5 separate regions of the Homo sapiens genome follow, and all the other regions are linked to region 1. Evidence: chromatin loops called from intact Hi-C (ENCODE). Cell type or tissue: Calu3. All regions are shown on one strand.

Region 1 (5,000 bases):
TTTTAGTAGAGACAGGGTTTCACCGTGTTACCCATGTTGGTCTTGATCTCCTGACCTCGTGATCCACCCGTCTTGGCTTCCCAAAGTGCTGGGATTACAGGCGTGAGCCACCGTGCCCGGCCTCTGATGATAGTTTCTTTCGCTGTGCAGAAGCTCGTTAGTTTAATTAGGTCCCATTTGTCAATTTTGGCTTTTGTTGCCATTGCTTTTGCTGATTTAGACATGAAGTCTTTGCCCATGCCTATGTCCTGAATGATATTGCCCAGTTTTTCTTCTAGGATTTTTGTGGTTTTAGGTCTTACGTTTAAGTCTTTAATCCACCTTGAGTTGATTTTTGTATAAGGTATAAGGAAGGGATCTAGTTTCAGTTTTCTGCATATGGCTAGCCAGTTTTCCCAACAGCATTTATTAAATAGGGAATCTTTTCCCCATTGCTTGTTTGTGTTAGGTTTGTCAAAGATCAGATGGTTGTAGATGTGTGGCATTATTTCTGAGGCCTCTGTTCTGTTCCATTGGTCTATATATCTGTTTTGGTACCAGTATCCTGCCATTTTGGTTACTGTAAGGCTTGTCTGTTTTATACAGTGACGTATCTCTAGCGTTTAGGATAGTGTCTGGCATATGGCAGATGTTCAGTATATATTTGATGATTTCGTTAATTCGCATCATGTATTACCATACTAAAACATGATAAACATATTGGTTGGCAGAAGATGGTGTTGATTGCATCATTTCATTGTTACTCATTATTGAATAGTATTATATGTAACAGTGATCTCCTCTAATCAATGATACCTTCACGCTTATAATTTTCTGCTTGTCTGGGACAATAAGGTGGTTATGGTATTGACAGGGGAGGAAATAAAACAGAGCATTTCTCTGACAACCCCTCCCTTCCAAAATACCTCACTGCAGCACTATTCACAGTGTGGTCAGCAGGCTGGTCCTGGGCTATGAATTCCATGTTGCCAGTCCAACAAAGAATTAGCTACAGAAACTGAGGAGTAAACAGAAACTTATATAGCAATTTTATATTGCAGCAACATCTAGGAATCCATGTTTATTGTGATTTTTCAAAATTACCAGACTTTGGTACATTAGAAATTTAAAACAAAAACCTTCTTTTATTGGCTCTTGGGGACCAGCAGGACTAACATTATAAATCAGCTGGAGCTGCTTGGAGCAATCTACGTTTCTGTGATTTGCATAGAAAGAAGGCTGTCCATCCCAAAATATAAACCACACCTCATGTCAGACCATTCTTGTAACCTAACTCCTTTGAGTACTGAAGGCTTGTGATGTTTAAGAAACCCCCTACTAAGCACAAATACCTCTAATGGAAATCTTGTTTATATCCACTAACTCTTAACACCTTAATCATCACCTCCCATGATATTAATCCTTACAGCAACCCTACATGGTAGGTACTATTTTACTACCATTCTGCAGATGAGAAAACTTAAACACAGAGCAGTTAAGTAACTTGCTTAATAAAGAGGAAAGGTGACAAGACGACTGCTACTGAAATATAATAAAGGGGAAATGTGACAAGACGATTGGTACTGAAAGTGTCTAAGAACCTTGAATCATAGTAATAGTAGCAACAGTGGCTCCCAGTGGTAGGACCTAGAAATAGGACAAAACTGCAAAATTTAAAAGCCACTGCTACTGCTCATTTCCCAGATGTTGCGGTGACCCATGATTTCTAACCATCTGAGTAGTATTTGGATACCTATTATTTTAGTTTATCCCAATGTAAAAATTTATTAGTACATCAAATTCAACCAGCAGTTTACTATGATCCGTGACTTTGTTACTTTAAAAGATCCTGTTGACATAGCAATATCTTTAACCATCTCCACTTTGTCAGTTAGATATCAACATAAAAAAATGCAGCAAAGCAAACCACCCTGACAGCGGGTGCAAAAAACAGCAATGATTTCTCCTTGTTCTCACATCTGCAGTTTGGCTGAGGGCTGGCCGATCTGGGACGACCTCAGATGGGCTTGGTGCCACGACTCAGATTGCATCCAAGTGAGCACTATATCTCTTTCATCTTTTTCTTATGGTGCAGAAGCACAAGAGGGTGAGCAGGTACACATGGTGACTCTTAAGAATTCAACTCAAAACTGGCATACTATCACTTCTCCCCACATTTCACGGGCCAAGGCAAGTGAAATGGCCAAGCCCAGAAAGAATGCTCGCAGTGGCTCACGCCTGTAATCCCAGCACTTTGGGAGGCCGAGGCGGGCAGATCACCTGAGGTCAGGAGTTCGAGACCAGCCTGGCCAACATAACAAAACCCCGTCTCTACTAAAAGTACAAAAATTAGCCAGGCGGGCGCCTATAATCCAAGCTACTGGGGAGGCTGAGGCAGGAGAATCGCTTGAACCCCGGAGGCGGAGGTTGCAGTGAGCCGAGATCACTCCACTGCACTCCAGCCTGGGTGACAAGAGTGAGACTCTGTCTCAAAAAAAAAAAAAAAAAAAAAAACAGAATGCTCCCTGTATCTTGTGAGAATGACTAAAAAGTATCAGGGAAGAGAGAATGGATATGAGCAGGGATGGAAAATTGAAAAATTTACCACATCCGTTAAAGCCTCCCCAAAACCTAGTGGGTTAAAGCAACAAACATTTATTAGGTTTATGATTATATGGTTTGAAAATTTGAGCTACACTCAGTTAAGTGGCTTTTCTGCTGGTCTCATCTGGACTCACTCATATAGTTGTAGTCATCTGGTGAGTTTGCTAGGGACAAATTGACCTAAGATGACCTCACTCCCATGCCTGGTGGTGGGTGCTAGCTGTCAGTTGGTGCTGGACTACTCGCTGGAGTGGAAAGGGTGACAGTGCCACCTATCTCCAGCAGCCTACTATTGACTTATTCACATAATGGAGGTGTCAGTCTTCTAAGACTGGCAAGAGAGAGTAAGCCTTAATGCACAAATGTGTTTCAAGCTTCTGCTTGTAGGACATTTGCTATTATCCTGTTGGCCGAAGCAAGTTGTGTCTCTGTGCCCAGATTTAGAATACACAAGAGCATGGATATAGAAAGTGTGAACAAAATGCGGTGTGTTACAGCAATAATCTACTCTACCTGGCACAGTTCTTGACACAACCAGGCACTCAGTAATATCAGTTTAAAAATTAAATAGTGATGGTTTGTTTATCATATTTTTTAATCAATTACGGACACTTAAAGTCTTCCAAACTACTATTGATGCATGATTAGTATACTGACTTCTAGCACAGTGGGGACTCTAGCGATGTGCTATCCACATCAAGTACATATCAAGGGCATACTATTCAAATTTTCAGATGCCATAATGTTTGAAAGTAATGCATTGGATGATATCATTAAAATCCAAAATATTGAGTTGGAATAAAAACGTAACATTTTAAGAGGATAAGTAGCAAATCCTACATTTAGGCACTAAAATTTCATTTTAAAAAGTTTAGGCCAGGCATGGTGGCTCATGCCTGTAATCCCAGCACTTTGGAAGGCCAAGCCAGGCGAGTTGCTTGAGCCCAGGAGTTCGAAACCAGCTTGGGCAACATGGCAAAACCCTGTTGCTACGAAAAATACCAAAAGTAGCTGGATGCAGTGGCGCTCACCTGTAGTCCCAGCTACTCGGGAGACTGAGGAAGGAGGATCGCTTGAGTTCAGGAGGTCAAGGCTGCAGTGAGCCGTGATCACAACACTGCACTCCTGCCTGGGTGACGGAATGAGACCCTGTCTCAAAAAATAAATAAGCAAATAATAAAAAGTTTAGAATGAAGGGCCACACTTGACCTCAGATCACTGGAAAAAGATGTGAAGTTTTAGATAATCACGAGATTAATTGGAGCCCACAATATAATATGTCCAATAAAAACATAAAAATGCAATGTTTATCCTACATGCACAGGTGTATAGTATCATCAAATCATGCAGTCTAATAGCACTGGTAAGAACATATCTCAACTATTTTTTGCACTTCTAGATCCTCTATGTAAAGAACTGTGACAAATTAAAAAGTGTCTCGGCTGGGTGCAGTGGCTCACGTCTGTAATCCCAGTACTCTGGGAGGCCGAGGCGGGCAGATCACCTGAGGTCGGGAGTTCGAGACCAGCCTGACCAACATGGTGAAACCCTGTCTCTACTAAAAATACAAAATTAGCCAGGTGTAGTGGTGCATGCCTGTAATCCCTGCTACTCGGGAGTCTGAGGCAGCAGAATCGCTTGAACCCGGGAGGCAGAGGTTGCAATGAGCTGAGATCACGCCATTGCACTCCAGCCTGGGCAACAAGAGTGAAACTCCATCTCAAAAAAAAAAAAAAAAAAAAAGTTACTTGAGAAAACTACAAATATTTATCCCGAAGCAAAGAAGCATGGAGAAACATGACACTGGTCTTTAAAATCTGAAGAGGTATGTCAGGTGGGAGAAAGAACAAGCAGCCTGTGATGTTCCAGCAGCTTCCTAGAACCAGCAGCTACAAAGTTATAGGGAGGCAGATATTTGCTCAGCAGAAGGCCTGACAATTAGACACATAGAAAATGGCCCTCCAAGTGTAAAGGGTGAGCTGCCCTCACTAAAAGTGTTTAAGGAGACAGTGTGGCCATCTCTCAGAGATGTTGCAGAAATTTTTCTTTTAATTTGAAATAAGGCTGATCTGGTGTCATTTAACCTCTCTACCAGATTCAAGGTTACATCTGGTGCTTTGATTCAAGGGATCAAAGTACCCATTATCAGGTACGTAGTGGACAATCAAAAATGTTTGCTGAATCATTGTCATAAATTGGCTCTTTAGGAAAAATAATGGAAGCATTGCATGAAAAAGGAAATGCAGAGTAGCATGAATATGTACTTGGTGGAATATAAACATAAAATAATAACAACCTAGAGAGCTTTCTGTTTGTCAGAGACTGTGAGTGTGTAATGATGCGTTTAGTCCTGGCCACAAATCCTACAAGGTGTGTGCTATTATTATCCCCATTTTATGGATGAAGAAACTGGGGCA
Region 2 (5,000 bases), 150 kb before region 1:
ACGCACAACCCACAACTAAACAACACATGTGTGCCTCTTTCCCTAGAGATGTAGCACTCAGTAGTTCTGGCACAGCCACAGCAGGTGTCGTAAATATCCGCTTTCACAACTAATGCCATCCAGATCCCAGAGAAATATCTCCCATCATCTCTTGCCTATGCTCTCTAAATCCTTTATGGGTTGTCCCACTGCCATCATTAGAGATGAAGTTGAGTCCTACGTCAGACTGCAGAAAGATTTGAGTGGCAGAAGCACTTAGGCAAGAAAAAAATAAAGTAATTTACTGGCTATATCTCTTCCCTCAGCCTGAATGAAATAGATGTTAGCATTACAAAATATTATTTTCCAGTAGTGCCTATTATTTCATTCTTCACTTTTATTTTTTTCCAGTTATATATCTGGAGATATTCACAAATTAGCAAATTGGCACATGGCCCCAGGCGAACATTTTTCAATATTAATCAATTCATGTTATTCTTAAATTTGTATTTACGTAGATACACATGTAACATGCATAAAGTATGAATCATTTTTTGGAATGACGACTAAATGAACACTGAATGCTAGAAATACAAAGAGTTTTTTTATGATTATATTTCATAAGATTTGATTACAATTTTTAAAAATTACATAAGATGTCAGTTTTATTTGAGTAAGCTTGACTTAAAATTTTGACACTAATTAAAATTTGTGTTTGTATTTTAACCTAAAAATATTATTTTGGACATTTTGAAGAAAAAAACTTTTTGAAACATAATTAAAACTTTTGATTTTATATTTGTTTAAACTGATATTTTAATGACAATACATCCCAAATTTGTGCACCTTGAAAATAAGTTTATCTGTTAATTCTTCAGATCTTTGCTGCCCAATATGGTGGCCACCAGCCACACACGTGTTATTGAGCACTTGACATGCGGCCCTTCCAAACTGAGATGTGCAATAAATGTAAAATATACATTGGATTGTGAACACTTAATATGAAAAAACAGTGTTTAATAGCTCACTTATATTTTTATTTGTTACATGATGGAATTGAAATATTCTGATATATTGGGTTCTAAATAAGTACATTATTAACATTAATTTCAATTGTTTCTGTTTACTTTTTTAATGTGGCTATGTTGGACATAACCAACTTAATTCTGTCAATAGACACAATTTATGTGAAAATCTTCCTCAAAGTAATATAATTAATGATTTTACTGAAGTGAAAGCAAACAAGATAATTTTTGATAATAAGATAATTTTTATAATGGACTATGAAGAATATACTTATTCATTTTATCACTAGTTCAAACATCACCAGCCCTAGGTATGTGCAATAAAAATTTAAATTGAGCATCTTTGATATTTTGTGAGCTTTCAGTCACAGGAAAACAGCAGGTTTACAAAATTTGTTTTTGTCATTATTATGGGACTGGGAAGTACTTAAATGTCGTTACTGCAAGAATCACCCATCCTACACATTCCCCAAGAAGCAGCCCCTTGCCCCACCCCAGTGCTCTTCACACTGGTTTAGGATGGAGACATATATGGATAGTTTACTGAAGAGTGGGGGCAGTGCTCACAAATCATGACAGTGCAGGGGCAGAAGAAGCTGTTCCTTCATCTGACTCACTTTCCCTAGGATTACATTAAAAAAGAAGAGTCTTGATGGACATTTTTATTAACCTTACCTCTATCTTTCCATAATTATTCTGTCCTCTTTGCAGAATTTCCAGGAAACTTAACCTTTTCCCACATGAGAAAAATGTTACACAGCTCAGTCCCTTCTTGTCTCTTACCTTCTCCAGTACCTCATACTTCAGAAATGAGGTATGTTTCTCGTTTTGTGAGATGAGTGACAGAAACAGGTGTCCCATCCTCGTTCCTCAATTCAGCATCCCCACCAGCGGGAACCTCACAAGTTGCCCAAAAGAAAACTTCTCTCACTAGAGAACACATTAATATTTTGACTCCGTGAGGACAACAAGGGCAACTATTTTAGAGGGAAAGCAAAATTTGGCTGGTTTACACCTGAAAGTCTTTTCTTCCTAATAGCCATAGAGTAGCTCTGCTGCTTCCCATTCTCATTCTGTGTTCTTTGTTAATATCATAACAATATTACCAAATTTGCTGGGATGGTCCCAGTTTATGCCTGTTCTCCTTGTATAATTATTAAAACTGCCTCCTTTCTGGAGACCCAGGGAACCAGAAAGTACCAGAGTAATAGCAGAGAGAAAGGAGATTGAGAAAGAAACCCAACAAAGACACCTATGAACTCCTGAGTTCACCCTGAACCCGTGCATGCATAGATTGGATCTTACCTACCAAAGACGTTAAAGACTGAGCTAACAGGTAGACCTCCACCTAGATTCCAAACAGACCGCTGGGTGGTGCACATGAGGGACAGTTCCAAATATCCTGCAAAGCCTTCAACAACTGTAATGATAGTGGTACCACAGGCCACAGAAGGTGAGTTGAAACTTGCTACCTCAATATGACCAAGTGAAGTACGTACTATCACAAAAATGTCTTAACTATTTAAAGTAGATGCTAAAATAAAAATATGAATGTCATTTATAGAATTTAAACATAGTTTCATAATGTAATATTCAAAATGTCCAAGAAACAATCCAAAATTACTCAGCATATTAAGAATCTCAAAAATCTCAACTTACATAGGAAAAGAGTTAACAGTTACCAAAAATAAGATGATATAGATATTGGAATTTTCTGAGAGACACTTTAAAGCAGCTATAATAAGAATGCTAGAAAGAGCAATCATGAAGACTCCTCAAACACAAAATAAACAGTATCAGCAAATAAATGGAATATATAAAAAAGAAACAGTGAATATTTTAGAACTTAAAAATGCAGAACTGAAAAATTTTGAAAACCTCACTGAATGTACTTAATAGCAGAGTGAAGGTGACAAAAGAAAGAATTGGTAAACTTAAAGATAGATCAATATAAATTGTCAAGCCTGAGCAAGAGACAAGAAAAATAGATTGAATAAAAATAAACAGTGTCACAAGTGTACCTGTGAGACTACAACAAAACATCTAACATTCATGTCATTGGAGTGCTAGAAGGAAAACGGAAAAAGTGTGGCGCTGAAAAAAATATTTGAATAAATATGGCTGAAAACTTCCCAAGTTCTACAAAAGACCTACACATTCTAGAAAATAAATGAACCCCAATTAGTAATAACCAAAATAATTCAAGTGCCAACACATTGTAATCCAACTGCTAAAAAACAAAAGACAAAGAAAAATCTTGAAAGCAGCCATAAAAAATAATGCATTACCTGTAAGAGAACGATGATTTAATTGACAATGGATTCCTCTTCAGAAACCATGGTGGCTAGAAAAAAAGAGGTAGAACAATTTTAAAGCACTGGAAAAGAACAAATTTCAATCCAGAACTCTATATCCAGAGACAATATCCTTCCAGAATAAAGGTGAGTAAAGACATTCTCAGATGAAGGACAACTAGAGAATTTGGAGCCAGAAGACCTGTTCTGGAAGACTTTCTAAAGGAAGTTCTTCAGATGAAAGGTATATGACACCAGAAGGAAACCTGGAACATCAGGAATGAAGGAAGAAAATCAGAAATGGTAAGTATCTGGGAAATATAATATATTTTTCCTCTCCTCCTGGATTCTTTAAAATATGTTTGTTGGTTAGAAGCAAAAAAATTAACAGTGTCTGAAGGGGGTTTCAATGTACATAGAAGTAATATATAACACAATTAAAAATGCAGATGAGGACATCTATGTGGTAGTAAGGCACATATGTGCCAGTTGAAGTGGTAAATATTTACTCTAAATAGATCGTGAAAACTATATATTTTGAAATCTCTACAACAGACAACAATAATAAAATACATAGATATATAGTTGAAATTATAAATAGTTAAAATAGAATACCAAAAAAGTTTAAATATCCTAAAGGAAATGAGGAAAGAAGAAATGGAGGGACAAAAAAAGAGGGAACATGCAAACAAATTAAAAACAATAAAATGGTAGATATATATCAATAATTACATTATATTTAAATGTTCTAAAAATACCAACTAAAAGACAGAAATTGTCAGAATGTATCATAAAAGACCTGATCCAGCTCCGTGCTCTCTATAAGAAATTCATTTCAAATATACTGGCATAGGTGTCTTAAAATAAAAAGGATAGAAAGTTCTATACCATGTAAACATTAATTAAAATAAGGTAGGAGAGACTATATTAATATTAGAAAAAGTAGACTTTGGACCTAAGAAACTTCCCAGGGATAAAGATAGGCACTACATATTGATAAAATAGTTAATTTGCCAAGGAAACCTACCAATTCTAAAAGTGTGAGAACTCAAAAGCACAGGCAACACAGCAGAAATAGACAAATGGGGTCACATCAAGCAAAAAAGCTTCTGCACAGCAAAAGAAACAATAACAAAATGAACGGTAACCCACAAAATGGGAGAAAATATTTGCGAGCTACCCATCTGACAAAGGATTAATAACCAGAATATATAAGAAGTTTAGGCCGGGCGCGGTGGCTCACGCTTGTAATCCCAGCACTTTGGGAGGCCGAGGCGGGCGGATCACGAGGTCAGGAGATGGAGACCATCCTGGCTAAAACGGTGAAACCCCGTCTCTAATAAAAATACAAAAAAATTAGCCGGGTGTGGTGGCGGGCGCCTGTAGTCCCAGCTACTCGGGAGGCTGAGGCAGGAGAATGGCGTGAACCCGGGAGGCGGAGCTTGCAGTGAGCCGAAATCGCTCCACTGCACTCCCGCCTGGGCCACAGAGCGAGACTCCGTCTCAAAAAAAAAAAAAAAAAAAAAAAAAGTTTAAACAACTCAATAGTAAAAAATAATAATAATCCAACTAAAAATTGAGTAAGAGATCTGAATAAACATCTTTCAAAAGAAGACATACAAATGGCAAACAGGTACATGAAAAGTTGCTCAATATCATTGATCATCAGAGAAATGCAAATACAAACTACAAGGAGACATCA
Region 3 (5,000 bases), 210 kb before region 1:
CCTGAGGAATGGCCACACTGTCTTCCACAATGGTTGAACTAGTTTACAGTCCCACCAACAGTGTAAAAAGTGTTGCTATTTTTCCACATCCTCTCCAGCACCTGTTGTTTCCTGACTTTTTAAAGGAGATTCATGTTGTTTTCATGCCTGCTAATACAACATCCCTTCTGCAGTTCGGGGATCAAGGAGTAATTTTGGCTTTCAAGTCTTATTATTTGAGGAATACATTTTTTAAGGCTATAGCTGCTATCATTTCTCTGATGGATCTGGGAAGAGTAAATTGAAAATCTTCTGGAAACAATTCACCTTTTTATATGCCATTAAGAACATTCATAACTCATGAAGAAAGGTCAAATTATCAACATTAACAGGAGTTGGGAAGAAGTTGATTCCAACTCTCATGGATGAATTTGAGGGGTTCAGGACTTCAATGGAGTGAGTCACTGCAAATGTGGTGGAAATAGCAAGAGAACTAGAATTAGACACCTGAAGATATGACTGAATTTCTGCAATCTCATGATCAAATTTAAGCAGATGAGGAGTTGCTTCTTATGGATGAGCAAGAAAGTGATTTCTTGAGTTGGAAACTACTCCTGGTGAAGATGCTATGAACATTATTGAAATAACAATGAAGGGTTTAGAATATTCCATAAATGTGGTTGATAAAGCAGCAGCGGGGTTTGAGAAGATTGACTCCAATTTTGACAGAAGTTTTACTGGGGTAAAATACTATGAAACAGCACTGTATGCTTCAGTGAAATATTTGATGAAAGGAAGTGTCAATCAATTCTGTAAACTTTATTGTTGCCTTATTCTAAGAAATTTTAAGCAATCGCCACAGCCACCCCAACCTTCAGCAATCAGTACCCTGATCAGTCAGAAGTCATCCACATGAAGGCAAGACCCTCCACCAGCAAAAAGATGAAGACTCACTGAAGGTTCAGATCTTCATTAGCATTTTTAGCAATAAAGCATTTTTTAAGCAAGGTGTGCATGTTGTTTTTGAGACACAATGCACACTTAATAAACAACAGTAAGTACAATTTTAAAATCCAGTAGGAAATAAAAAAATCTGTGTGACTCACCTTACTGCAATATTGACTTTATTGCAGTGGTCTGGAACCAAACTTGCAATATCTCTTAGGTATGCCTGTGTATGAAAACCTAGATGTTCTACCTCAACATGTATCAGCTCAGCATGTTTTTAAAATTCTTCATAAAACAGGAACACATTTATTCTGAGTATTCAAAGCACTAGGAACCATTTCCTGACAGAGATCTGATCCTAGGGGCTCAGTGAGACCAGTGCCATTGCTGAATTGTACAATCGTTTATTTTCTTTGTGGAGTTTTGCTTCTTGTGTCTCACAGGCAGCAGCTCTCATTGCAGAGCAGGTATCTCAGAGATTGAATGAAGTTAACCCTTTTCTGTCATTACACCATTCTAAATATTTATTCGTCAAGCTTAATTCCTGTCTTCAAAATTGTACATCTCAGTGCTCCCAGTTTTCGCTCACATACTCACCATATGCTTGTCTGTAATTATTATGGCTCATTGACTATTGGTATTTGCTGGATGCTTTCCTCTTATTTTGCTTAATTCCTATTTTTTAATCTTTAGTGCTTTTTGCCTATCTCTGCTTCCATAGTGTTTATTTTGAGCTCATAGCTTATTGGTTTCTCTTTTCATATGTCATTCAAATTTTTTTCTATAGGCCTCACAGAGTTCTTACACAAAGTTTAGTCATCGATATCCTTCAGAAAATTTGTCAATATTTGATTAAACATCCAAAAACCTAGATCGATTGTTTGTTTAAGTTAATGTCCAGAATTGCATTCAATTCATATGAATAGTCACTACATATCAGTTTTGGGTTAATGAAAACATTTATACATTAATGGTCAATATTCCACATGATCACTTAATGAGCATTAGCTGAAGTGTGACCACGAAAACTAGCCCTAGCAACCCCTTGAGTAAAGACTCCAGAGTTTTATGTTGCTGTGCCATGATGATTCATTTGTATGAGTCATGTTTTCAGCAATATTTTTCTCCTTTGTCATTTCAAATTGTTGGTCAGCCTTTGTCACTGTGACTCATGGATTTTTACAAAACACAGAGAGATAGAATGGCTAAGGTCATTGGCTCTCCCTGTCCTTTGTAAAATCTCAATCTATTAAATGATCATTTTGCCTGTTCCACAGTTCACATGGGGATAGAGGGAGATAGATTTTGAAGCAGAGAAGGGAAGAAAAAGAAAGAGATTAAAATTTGGGGCTGAGGTTGGAAAAGGACCACAGGTTGAGGGTCCTGGTGAGAGTAAGGGAACCTATATATAGTTCAGAGGCTGTCCTCCAAGGAGATGACAACCTTCAGAGGGATGGCTTGTGATGAGCTCAGGGAATCTGGACAGGGGCTCCCAGACTCACCAAGTGAGTCACAAACATGTCTTAGAAACAGTGAAACTATCTGACCTGAAGAGACTCTGACCAAGCCTTAATAAAGGCTGAAATTGCATTTCCCGCCAGCCTGGTGGGCTGAAGCTTGGGTTTAAATTCTGGCTTAATTTTATTCAAGCGGGACAAAAAGTGAATATTTCTTGAATATCTGAGCTTAAAGAGTAAGATTCCTCCCTACAACATATGGAAGTTAATCCAAAACTTCTAAGAATTCTCATGCTGTATGTGTCTACATCCAGGACTGATTACAATCCCTCTTAAACAAGTGGCTTCCAAGACACCCATGCTTATCTGCATCAAGCCAGCAGGAAGAGGAAAAACATGGAGGATATCAAGTATATGGTCTGTATGTATTAGCTTGAAAATAGAACATATCACTTCTGTTCATATCTCATTGTCTAGAACTCCATTGTATATCCAATAGAGCACCAACTACAAGGTAAGAAGTTATGCTCAGTGATATATCCTATTTATGTGTCTGGGAAGAAGAAGGCCCTAATTTGTAAAGAGATAGACAGTCTCTTTGGAATTTGTTCTTCTGCCACTATATATTCATTTTTCTTCCCTCATATGGAACACATTCACTTCCCTCCTCAAGCAACTGAAAGTCTATTTCACTCACTTCATCCAGGTGAACATCCAGGACTTCTGAGTGATGTGCACTCTTCTCCATATGATCCAGATACACTTTGGTTATGTAATGATAAATCAGGGGCAGAATAAATGTCATAAAAACTTTTATTTAGAATAGAGAAAAATGAAAAACCCCTAGCAGCCACCGATCTGTGGCAATTATGAAATCCTGCTGAGGTACAAGACATTTCTTGATTAGACCCTGAATCTCTATCTGGGAAAAATTCCCCGGTCCAGGTCTACTGATTGAATTTCCCAATCACTTTTCTTGCAGAAACATACATCCGTCATGCTAGTCTCTACAAAAAGGAATGAGAAATTGCACATATTTAGAGAGCAATTGGAGTGCATAATTTTTTTATATTTTTATGACTTTTTCCAACTTTCACAGTTCTCTTGTTCACGTCTAATTTAGCAGCAATTTATATTTGTGCAACTCACCTTGGGCATTTAAAAGTATTTAATTTTAATGTAAAGAACACTTTATATTGGTACTCATTTTGTATGTGTAATATTTACCTAAAGTATAAAATTACAATAACAAAATAGGCTTAAATAAAATTGTTATTTAACACAGTAGATTCTTGGTAAACATATAACTCAACCAGTCTGAGCTAAGAAAAGTAGGGCATTCTAGACAGGCATTGTTCAATCTATGCTGGGAGACAGTTCAAGTGTTTAACAGAGAGAACGCAGGGTTTCATGTAATCAGGAGTTGATAAGTAGACCTTAGCTAAGAGAATTTCTCCTTTACTTTATGGCCTTGGGGATTTTGCTAAGCCTACCTGAAGCCATTGGTTCTCATTATTTTATTTGTCTGTATTTTGAAGTGCTTCAGTATATTGAAGAGATAGGGCTGGATGACCCACAGCAGAGTTGAAAAAAACAGATAGTTCTTGCAGGGCCTGAGACTATGAAGGAAACAACCAGGATCCTGAAGCATGGTGGATCCTGGAGACAACCAGGATCAGCTCATGAATTTGCGGCAATTTTCCAGGGATTTGGAAAGCGTTCAGGAGAGGCTGCATTTGAGCTACATGATGTCCAAGCTTGCCAAAGATTCCTATATTTTAAGCATGGCAAAGAAGCAGCAGAGAGTGGCATCAGGACCCTGAGCAACCCAAAAGTCACCATTACACCCAGGATTTTTGGCCAACACTGGAGGCGGGGATGTCTGAAGAATGATTAGGGTTGAATATTTCACTGACCTTGTAGGTTTAGCACTTGGAGTACAGTTTGATTTGATTTAAAGAAATAAACAACTGAATATTTCTTAAACAACTGAATTTTAGGTTGAGATTCATACCTGTTACATAGGTAAGACTATCGTCTAGGCACAAAGATTTGGAATGGCATGTTAAAGAGATACTTTTTCCAGGACAGCAAAACATGGTGGGTATCATATTAACAATTTTCAAAATGTTCATGTTGGAGGAAATATGATTGGCAACAAAAATTTTAGGTAAAGGCAATGCAAGCACAAAAGCTAATGCAAGCACCATCAGTGCAGCATTGTATAGGAAAACAAAAGCCCGGTCATGTCAACATGATCTTCCCAACAGTGAGGAGATGAATTTCTGATGACATTAAACATTTCAAACATTTTTACACTTATTGCCTAATTCCATATTCAGCAATTGGCATTCTGATATTTTGGTATATAGCATACCATGTCCACTGGGTGAAAATTGGTGTGTCAAGCTGGCTTCAGTATGTGATCTGCTTGACAGTCTTATTTCTTATTATAAATTAGCTTTCCAGTTTTACATGATAGCTCTGTGAGCTTTAGATATGTCCTGGATACAGCCAGTTCTTTGGCATTGTGGTAATTTAAAACAATGCAAATTCTTTGACTTTCCTCTCTTCAAAAGGTGGGGCATGTGTCCCTTCCAGTTGAAACTGGGCAAG
Region 4 (5,000 bases), 210 kb before region 1:
GTGGCCCCAGCTGCTGCCCATATCAACAAATAAACCAGTGCAGCCACACAAACATGAGTGGGCTACATCAGGTATGAACTGACATAGACTGATATGGTTTGGCTGTGTCCCCACCCAAATCTCATCTTGAATTGTAGCTCCCATAATTCCCACGTGTCATGGGAGGAACCCGGTGAGAGGTAATTGAATTATGGTCTTTCCCATGCTGTTCTAGTGATAGTGGATAAGTCTCATGAGATATGATGGCTTTATAAAGGGGAGTTCCCCTACACAAGCTCTCTTGCCTTCCACCATGTAAGATGTGACTTCGCTCCACATTCACCTTCAGCCATGATTGTGAGGCCTCCCCAGCCATGTGGAACTGTGAGTCAATTAAATCTCCTTCCTTTATAAATTACCTACTGTTGGAGGGAATGTAAATTAGTCTTTTGTCTTTATTATAAAAGTCATAAATATTATAAAAACTGAAGCGAGGCAATATCTCACTGTGGTTTTGGTTAAAATAATATTCAGCTATAAAAAAGAATGGCATCCTGTCATTTGCCACAACATGGATGAACCTGGAGGACATTATGCCTATAATAAGCCAAGCACAAAAAAATAAATACTTCAAGATCTTACTCATATGTGGAATCTTAAAAAAAATCTATAAAGGAAATTAATACATCTTTATAAGCAGCGTGAGAACAGACTAATACATAGACCTTCGAGAGTAAACATGGATACTGCTTCACTTCAGTCTTGTATGTCTCACGCATGCCACACTTGCAGCCACAGCTAACTGAAAATATACAGGGAAGGGAATTCTGGAAAATGTAACTCAGCTTAGCCAAGTCGACCATGCATTACACAGCCACTACAATAGGTTTCGGGCAAATACAATAAAGGGTATGAGACTACATTCTTCTTAAACCTACCTCCACTGCAGAATTTTGTGGTGGAGACTATAATTTGCAGAGAAAAGATAAGCATGAGTCTAGCATAAAATTGCCACATTAAAGAGATGCTTAGGTAAAATTTCAATAAGCCAATCACAAAAAGTGTGTTTTATGGCAAATGGCAGTTTTAGGGTTTAAACCTTTCAAGGCAGTGAAAACTGACAGTGGTTCTTCTGAACAAAACAAGTTCTGATAGCTCAAAATGTTACAAATACAGATATCTCTTTGGTTATACTGGTTTCATTTTCTTGGGATATATCCCCAGTAGTGGGATTGCTGGTTCATATGGTAGTTCTATTTTTATATCTTTGAGGAACCTCCTTACTGGTTTCCATAATAGCTGTACTAATTTACATTCCTTCCAACAGTGTGTGAGGGTTCACTTTTTTCCACATCCTCAACAACACTTGTTATCTTTTCTCTTTGTTTAAAAAGTCATTCTAACTGGAGTGAGGCAATATCTACTGTGGTTTTGGAAGGGAAAAACACACACTGGGGTCTGTCGGGGGCAGGGGGTTATGGGGAGGGAGAGCATCAGGACAAATAGCTAATGTATGTCGGGCTTACTACCTAGGTGATGGGTTGATAGGTGCAGCAAACCACCACAGCACACGGTCACCTATGTAACAAACCTGCATGTTCTGCACATGTATTCCCGAACCTAAAATAAAATAAATTTTTTTAAAAAGAAAATAGATTTATTAGTTAACTTATAAAGAGATTAAAGAGCTTGAAACAAGTAAAAAAAATCTCACTGTGGTTTTGATTAAAATACTATTCAACTATAAACAAGAATGACATACTGTCATTTGCCACAACGTGGATGAACCTGGAGGACATTATGCCTGTAATAAGCCAAGCACAGAGAGACAAAGACTGCAAGATCTCACTCATATGTGGAACCTAAAAACATTAATCTCATAGGAGTAGAGAGTAGAATAGTGGTTACAGAGTCTGGGGAGAGAAGTGGTATAGAAACTAGGGAGAAGTTGGTCAATAGATACAAAGTTACAGTTAGATAGGAGGAATAAGTTCTGGTGCTCTATTACACAGTAGGGTGACTATAGTTAACATTAATGTATTGTATATTTCACAATAGCTAGAAGAGAAGATTTTGAATGTTCTCACCACAAATATTAGAGGTGATGGATATGCTAATTACCTTTATTTGGTCAATATATAATGTATACATGTATCGAAACAATACATCGTACCCTATACATATGTATAATTGTGTGTCAATTTAAAATAAAATAAAACTTTAAGAAATACCATTACACTCATATTCCCTTCTTTGCTGTTTCCCAAAGTTTATGTGCTACTTGTAAAGTAGTCATGACTCTGAATTTGGATTCTGGTGGCAATTCACAGAACAGTGGAAATATAATGGATCAGCATATCAGAGACCTGCGTTATAATACTACCTTTGTGATTCAATTTTGGGCTTCATCTTCATGCACTCTAAATAGTGGTTTGGATGGTCCTTAAGATCTTTTCCAATTATTCTATTATGATTTTGTGCCTTAGCACTTGGTATTCTTGGGGATACCATAGGAATCTTTCAGAATTCCACAATCCTACTTAGAGAATCTTGAAATCAGGAAGTAGATTGAATATTGGGAATATTTGGTTAGAAAAAGACAGCAACATTTCTCAATCTTACACAGCCAGATGGCAGTGTTGCTTCTTGAAAGATAATATCAGCGGTTTGTAGGTTTGGGGCTTGACCCTTAGCATTTATTTTATTATTTTACTGAATCCTATCTAGCTGCACCTATTTATCCCCAGTCATGTCAATGGAGCAGCAACAAGGCCTGATTCCTTACTTTTTTCAAGTTTCTTTACTCTTTTTTTTTTTCCTTGAACACATCTCTGATTCTCTGGAGGAATATTTGTCTAAAAGAAAGACTGTATGAGGAAGAATTAAAACAAAGTTCCTGGCTGTCCTTCCTGTGAAAAGACTCATTATCAGGGAAGCAATGGTAGTGTCTTTGCAACAGAGTCCATGGAAATGGATTTAAAATCTATAGCAAAATAATACAAAAAGCAGTTTAGTCCAATCCCTGTGACTGCAGGGTAATTAGTAAAATCCAGATTAATCAGAAACTTGCTAGGCAGCGGGGTGATTTGACTAACAGTCTGGGAAGGTACAAAATAACTGGGTAATGAAGTGGAACCAACTATAATGTGCAAGATTGCTCCTGGGATTGTACTGAAATCCATTATTTAGACAGGTGCTGTATCTTGTGGGCAAGAGATCTTTAAAGCTGGAAATATTGTATCTTTTCCATCTGATTCTGCTTTATGCCCCCATGAACCAAAGGTTGAAGGGCAGCATTAGAGAGGGGAAGGTTTTAGGAAAGTCTTTCCAGATCCAGTCTGGTACTTGTCATCAAAGATGGAGAATATATTACTCTAGGCCTTTGTCACACATCATCTTATCTGATTTTCATGAAATATAAACCCTGTTTGAAGCAAGAAGACCAGTTGTCATTTTCACTTTTTCATAAGTGATAAACCTGAGGCTCCAAGATGTGAAATACTGGATTTAAATGCAGATACTAACAGCATATAAAGACAATTTTTTTTTCAATAGTGATGCCTATGGGAGTTTCCAGGTATCTATACCCAGGCTGCAGCTGCAAAATCCTCTCTTCAATTTTGTTCAGGCAGAGTGGAAAAGTCCATGCACACATTATCGGGCAAATCATCAGCTTCACGGATGACATGAGGACATTTTTGTCCAGGTAAAGTTCTCAGAGATAAATAAGTGCAAACAACATCCACTGCTTATTAAAAATAAGAAATTTCACTCTAACAGGAAGAGTTAGCCTTAGGCATGAGGGAAGTAGGTGTCTGCCTATGTAGCAAGATTTAGGAAGCATCCAAATGACTTCTTCCTCTTCCTTGATACAAATTCAAATAAATCGCTATCCCTTCTATTGCCATTCTTCCAGGTGAGAATGGGTACATAGGACCAGAGGTAGAAGGTGTCATTCTTACAGCACAGCATAGACATGCTAGGTCAAGTAGATGGAATGGAACATTTGGCAAAAACAGAGAAGACAAAGAGACAGAAAGCAAATCTCCAGGCTTTGAGACTTGAAACACGAGCAGAGTCTAATTCAACTTCTCAATAAGGGATCAGCAAAGAGAAAAGCATCAATAACAACAACAGTAATAAAATTGATTCTTTAGAACTTGCAAAGCACTATGCCAGGTAGCATGAAGGAAAAAAATAAGAAAAACATTGTTCTTCCCTCAAGGAATTTGCATCTTACCTTGAGCTTACCTTACAGTTATTTAATAATTATTTAATCATAATTTTAAAAATTATATTATCTTGGACCGTACTGAAATGATGCATATATTTTCTTATTCTCTAACTGACCCATATATACAATCAGCACATGAAGGTGGGGTGGAACAGGTAAGAGTAATGCATTCCCTGAGAATTTAGATATAGGCATACCTTACTTTATTGTGTTTCACTTGAGAGATAACACATGTGCATATAAAACCACACCTAACTATCAAAGACAGTTCACTACAGAGGTGAAATGGCTGATCTCAGAGCAGAGACACGCCTGAGCCCAGTAAATACAAAAAGATGCTTTTTGCCTTTTTTCCTTAATGTTTATTTTGTGATTTGGGAATTTTTTTCTGAGGTTAGACTGCAATATTTTGGAAGAGGGTAGTAAGAGTTGAAAGATTTTTTTTAACTTAAAATCAAAATCAAAATACTCTCATTTTTCCAGTGTCCTAAACTACGAACTACATAACACAACTAGCAAGAATTCATTGAATGTCAGTCATGGGTGAGATGTCTTATATTTGTGTAGCATTTAAGAAATCACAAAAACACACATATGTTTCTGTTTTCTCATAATTTCTCATGTATTCTTATAATTTCCCTGTAAGGTAGGTAGGGCAGAACTTACTCTGGCAATTTATGGTTGAGACCCCACACTGTCAAAGACAAAGGCAATTTGACCACACTGACGCTTAATAGATGGTTCTGCCATCAAGGGCCCTTGCCCCTGTGGAAATAGAGACATACGC
Region 5 (5,000 bases), 350 kb before region 1:
ACCCTCACATCTTTGTCTCTGGCCATTATTTCAGAATATCCCTGTATGTGACAAGCTGCTTCTTATAGCTATGCCTTTTCCTATGCAGTTTATCTACCTAGAATACTTTTCCTTCCCTTTTTTCCTAAGTAAATCCAACTTTGTCATTCATAGTTCAACTCCAACATTAATTCCTCTAAGCCTCAATGTCTGATTTGTATGTCTTGATGTGTACTCAAATATGATAGAATTACATTATTGAATTATAAGAATTTACTTCCGGTGTTTCCTATTATAAGGTAAGCTTCTCGAAGACAGGAACTATAATTTCAGGAATGTTACTCTCTGTAAATAGCATGAGAGCATGGGCTCTGCTTCATGTGTCTTGAATTTAAATCTAAGCTCTATCATTTACTGAACATCTGACTTCCTCCTCCTAAGCCTTGCTTCTCATCTATGAAATGGAGCATTATCTCCCTTGCAGGGTTATTGTTAGGATTAAGTGATATTAACCCATGTAAATAAAGCACAGTGCCTGCCATATGGTAAGTACTCAATAAATGTTAGCTATTATCATAACGAGAAGAAAAGTAACCATTTACTTAATGAATAATTATTCTCAATGTATAATAGTAATGACTGAATGCAACAACATATTAATAGTGTTTTGAAAGACTTTTACCTTTGTCAAAATTATTATAGGAACTCTTAACAAGAGATAAAAGTTTTGGTAATTAATAGAGGAAGGAAACTAAGATGTCTTTTGGTATCCTTGTTCCATTTTGTAGATTCAAGAATTTATAGAATTGAGGCCCTATAACATCAAATGTATCAGTTAGGGTTTGATTGAAGAAGCAGAACATGAAATAATGGTTTTCTTCCATGTATTAGACCTTGGGCAATTGAAGAAGTCTATGCAAAGCTATTGCTTTCATGTCTGGTGGTGAGTCCAAGGTCACTGTGGGTCAGCAGAATCAGCAACCAGGAAGCAAAGCTGGACCTGAGATGAAAGAGTGGGAGAAGACAAACTAGAACTTTCGCAAACAAACTGGAACCCACCAGGACAAACTGTCTCCCACTAACTCCAACCTTAATAATATAAATAACCTGAAAAAGGAGACAGTATCCTTTACCATAGAATTATACACATCCTTGGCTCAAGTCTTGGAGAAACTGAAGGGCACGACCTGGTGGAAGCTGAACAAGTTAAGACCTGGTGGATGCTGGAACCAACAAAGTGAGCCAGCAGATAGGCAACGATATGCGTGAGCAATAGCAGTGCTTGAAGCCCTGCGCTGGCCTTTAGGTCATAAAGGCTGCTCACTTGCACCTCCTTAATCTCACGTAAGTTTCTCTTGGGGCCAACCCTAGCCACAAGGGAGAGGAAATATTGGAAATGCAGTTCCAACCCAGGTGAACTGACACACCAAGTAACAACTCTAAAGATACATACTTGTAAAACTGTCCCTAGAAGCCAATTTTCTTCCCATTAGATTACTCTCCCATCAATAATAGTATCAATCTCAAGGATGATAAGAATGTATATTTTACTTTGGATGGATGAAGTATTAAAATTTTGAAAGTAGACCTCAAATCAGCAGATTTTCATCAAAAGAATGCTATTCTTTCCAGTAATTCTCATGAACTTTGTTTTGTAGTAGCAAATGGTCTGTGAAATCATTCAGGCCTAACCTCCTTACTCAATACATCAACCACGTTGGAAAATCTTGGCTTAGCACCAATCTATAGAATATTCTACCTCTTGACAAAATAGGAAGGGTTATTTCCAGAGAAATTTTCAGAGAAATTTCTGAATTTTTCAGTTTTGTTCAAGATCATAGAAACCCATTTTTACTTACTTGGAAGCTTTTGGTCTCTCAGAGTTGGTCTAGTCTAAGACCATAAAACCACAAGTAGCCACCAACCTTTTCTTTAAAAATTTTGTGAAAACCCTTTCAACACTCCAAACTCTACTACTTTAATAGTAAGGAAAATTTTACCTATAGGAGAACCTGGGTTTCTATGCAACCTTTGATTTAAGTAGCTTCATCCAACTAGTTACATATTGCTCCAAAAGCTGTGAAGTACAATGAACAAAACACTCAACTGAAATCCATGTGATTTTTTAAGAAGTACCTCTAGGTGGCCCCAGAGTTCTGCTTCTGCTCTGAAATCTGGGTTCTTAGTCTTCACTAACATGGCGACTCCAGGGGAGGGGGGAGGGATAGCATTAGGAGATATACCTAATGTAAATGACAAGTTAATGGGTGCAGCACACTAACATGGCACATGTATACATATGTAACAAACCTGCGCGGTGTGCACGTGTACCCTAGAACTTAAAGTATAATTAAAAAAAAGAAAATTCCATCCAATAACTAGATAACATTTATTAAAATAAATAGCAAAAAAAAAATTATTAGCAAAAAAAAAAAAAACATGGCGACTCCAAAACATTTTCATCGTGATAATTACTCATTTATGGCAAGCTATAGCCCCTTACCTCCATTCCATTCCATCCCATTCTAACATAATAATAAGTTTTTTTAGTGCTCTTTTTTTCACAACACATTTCTTCAATTCTCCTCACACTTAGCTCTTGTCTTGCCTTTCCTTTAGATGATTTAGCACAAAAAACATGAATCAGTAGAGTCTCCTAATACTCCATTTTGTATATAGCATATAAAGTACTTGTTAAATATCCTGACTGATTTTTGAATTTTCATTTGCTTTGAGAAGGACAGTAAAGGCACTTTAACCGTGCCTGGGCACCATTTTTCCCATGATAAATGGCAGATTTCAAGAATGTGGCTTCTTCATCTCTGGCTGAACCTCCACTTGAAGGGCTTTGGTTATTCACATAAGACTTTCCATGACACATTCAGGGCTAATTCACAGGGCATGTTTGCCTGAGACAGCCGGATCTCCAGGGGTTGGACTGAGATGTTAGAAACCTCAGTGTGAGGATGGGAACTGGCTTCAGAGTACAGTTTTAAAGCGCTTGTTTTTCTGAACCGGGGAACCAGAGTTCAGCAGCATCTTCAGAGTAAGGACCTTCTGCTTGGGGATCAGTATCAGGAATATTTCCATGCAAAACTCTACTCATGTCCTCCCCTGTAGTTTTTTTTTTCCCCTTCTGTGACCAGTCCTGTCTGCCATTCTTGCTAATTCTTTCTATGCTATTAAGTGGAACAAGAATATTTACTGATGATTGCCTAACACACCATGTGTCCCAAAGATGTTTTAGTTTAATGATATAGTATCTAATATTAGAATAAAACAGTGGTTAATACCTTGGGGTTTAGAGTAAGAGAGATGTGTGCTGAATTCTAGCTCTGCCATTCGCTAGCTGTGCCACCTCAGAAAAAGTAGTTGACTCCTTTGAGTTTGGTTTCCTAAATGATATTATAAAAACAATACCTCAGGGCCTTTCTGCGAGGATCAAATAAAATGTTAGTGGATATAATGATTAGCACTGAGAGTGCATGCCATAAAGTGGTAGCTCTTACTATTTTAATATTGATTATACTGAAGTGAAATTAATGGCACCAGATAGGAACAAGTTTAAAGCCTGAATAGAAACACAAGATGTGGTACAGACTCCATGCTTTCAACTTGTTCCTATCTGGTGCCATTACTTTCACTTCAGTATTTCACTGTTTATGAATTGTGAGACCTTGGGAACATTACTTAACCCCCTATGTGTTTGTCTCTTCATCGGCAGATTGGGGAGAATAGCTACTTCTTTTGGGCCATTGTGAAAATTAAAAAAAAAAAAAAACATAATGTACTTAAGAAGGATATAGTATATAACCAATACACAATGAAGCTTCTAATCATCCCTCAGAATGAGCTATCTGTGTACAGAAAAACCTGATTTTAATATGTGCTTTTTCATTTGTTAGACATTCTTAAGTAAAAAAGCAAAGCACTCTGATTGAGGGTGGCAAGCTATGAAAATTTAGCCTCTAAGCAACAAACTGGACAAATTTTGAGAACAGGACAGAGAAAATGGCTCTCATATCTTTCATATCACACACATTTTTTCCCAGATTGCTTTGCAAGTTATTATAGGGGACATGATATTTAAATAACTGTCATTGCATGTAGGTGTCCACAGATTTCAGGAAAAGGAAAAGTTGGAAGTAGAATTAGATATTGCTGAGTGTAAATAACAATCATGGGGAGGTTGTTTAAAAATGCAGAACCTCAATTCTCGTCACACAGAGTCTAAGTATATATAGGTCATGCTCAGGAACCCACATTTTCAGAAGAATTCCAGGTGATTCTAGTACCCTACTTTGAGAATCATGACAGTAAGGACCTTTAAAACTTGTAAAATTCCATTTCTAGTAACTCAGACTCTAAAACCAAGATGTTATCACTACTTATTCTAGTCTTAAAGAATGTGCCCAACTATTTGTGTACAAATATATGTGCAAGAATGTTTGCTATTGATAAGGGTGAAAGTTCAGCAGCAGTATAAATGTCCAGCAATAAAGGATTCCTTAAGTAAATCATGTCAGTTCTGTCTACATGCTGGAATGCTATGTAGCCATTCAAATTAAGACAATTTTTACATGCTCATAATTTAGTGGTAAGTGAAAAGAGAAGATAGTGTAGATGTATACAATATGCATCCATTTGTCAAAAAATATATGCACAGAGGCTAAAGGATATATGCCAAAGTGCTATTGTGCTTAGTTCTGGATAGAAGGTTATGGATAATTTTACAATTTCCTTTGTGCTTTCTAGTGCATTCAAGATTTTATGCATTTAATGTCTGTTAGCTTCACGATTAGAAATTTTAAAGTATATTTTTAAGATTAAAAGTGTCAGTATATACATGCATTGCTCAGTAAATACAATTGCCAAGAGAACTGTAGTAGGCAGAATAATGGGTCTCCCAAAATATCCATGTTCTAATTCTCAGAAACTGTGAGATCTTACCTTACGTGGCAAAAGGGACCTTAAATATCTGATCAAGGGTTTGTCAGAGACCTTAAGATAGAGATCATTCC

Evidence for each region. Hi-C counts contacts between places; a loop is a spot of excess contacts. Peaks named below come from ENCODE experiments on the same cell type or tissue, not always from the same donor. Only the 100,000 strongest peaks of a DNase experiment are listed, where the experiment ranks them.
Region 2: it touches region 1 in a loop (9-fold over the local background); 3 of 110 quality-filtered maps call a loop at or near these places.
Region 3: it touches region 1 in a loop (4-fold over the local background); 15 of 110 quality-filtered maps call a loop at or near these places.
Region 4: a loop joins it to region 1, with 8 times the contacts of the local background. A loop is called at or near these places in 15 of 110 quality-filtered maps.
Region 5: it touches region 1 in a loop (5-fold over the local background); 7 of 110 quality-filtered maps call a loop at or near these places.

What each region holds. Positions count from the first base shown.
Region 1 is chrX:30,486,705-30,491,704 of GRCh38, forward strand. No RefSeq gene overlaps it. Among named protein-coding and RNA genes, the nearest start is that of TASL, 89 kb to the right of the region's middle. In Calu3, no CTCF peak of the experiment used is centred here; a DNase peak (open chromatin) is centred at 2,827.
Region 2 is chrX:30,341,036-30,346,035 of GRCh38, forward strand. No RefSeq gene overlaps it. Among named protein-coding and RNA genes, the nearest start is that of NR0B1, 34 kb to the left of the region's middle. In Calu3, no CTCF peak of the experiment used is centred here; a DNase peak (open chromatin) is centred at 2,376.
Region 3 is chrX:30,281,599-30,286,598 of GRCh38, forward strand. No RefSeq gene overlaps it. Among named protein-coding and RNA genes, the nearest start is that of NR0B1, 25 kb to the right of the region's middle. RefSeq lists a silencer at 694-795, an enhancer at 1,479-2,678 and cis regulatory regions at 1,828-2,568, 2,659-2,805. In Calu3, no CTCF peak of the experiment used is centred here; a DNase peak (open chromatin) is centred at 2,043.
Region 4 is chrX:30,273,092-30,278,091 of GRCh38, forward strand. No RefSeq gene overlaps it. Among named protein-coding and RNA genes, the nearest start is that of MAGEB1, 28 kb to the left of the region's middle. In Calu3, no CTCF peak of the experiment used is centred here; no DNase peak of the experiment used is centred here.
Region 5 is chrX:30,140,019-30,145,018 of GRCh38, forward strand. No RefSeq gene overlaps it. Among named protein-coding and RNA genes, the nearest start is that of MAGEB2, 73 kb to the right of the region's middle. In Calu3, no CTCF peak of the experiment used is centred here; no DNase peak of the experiment used is centred here.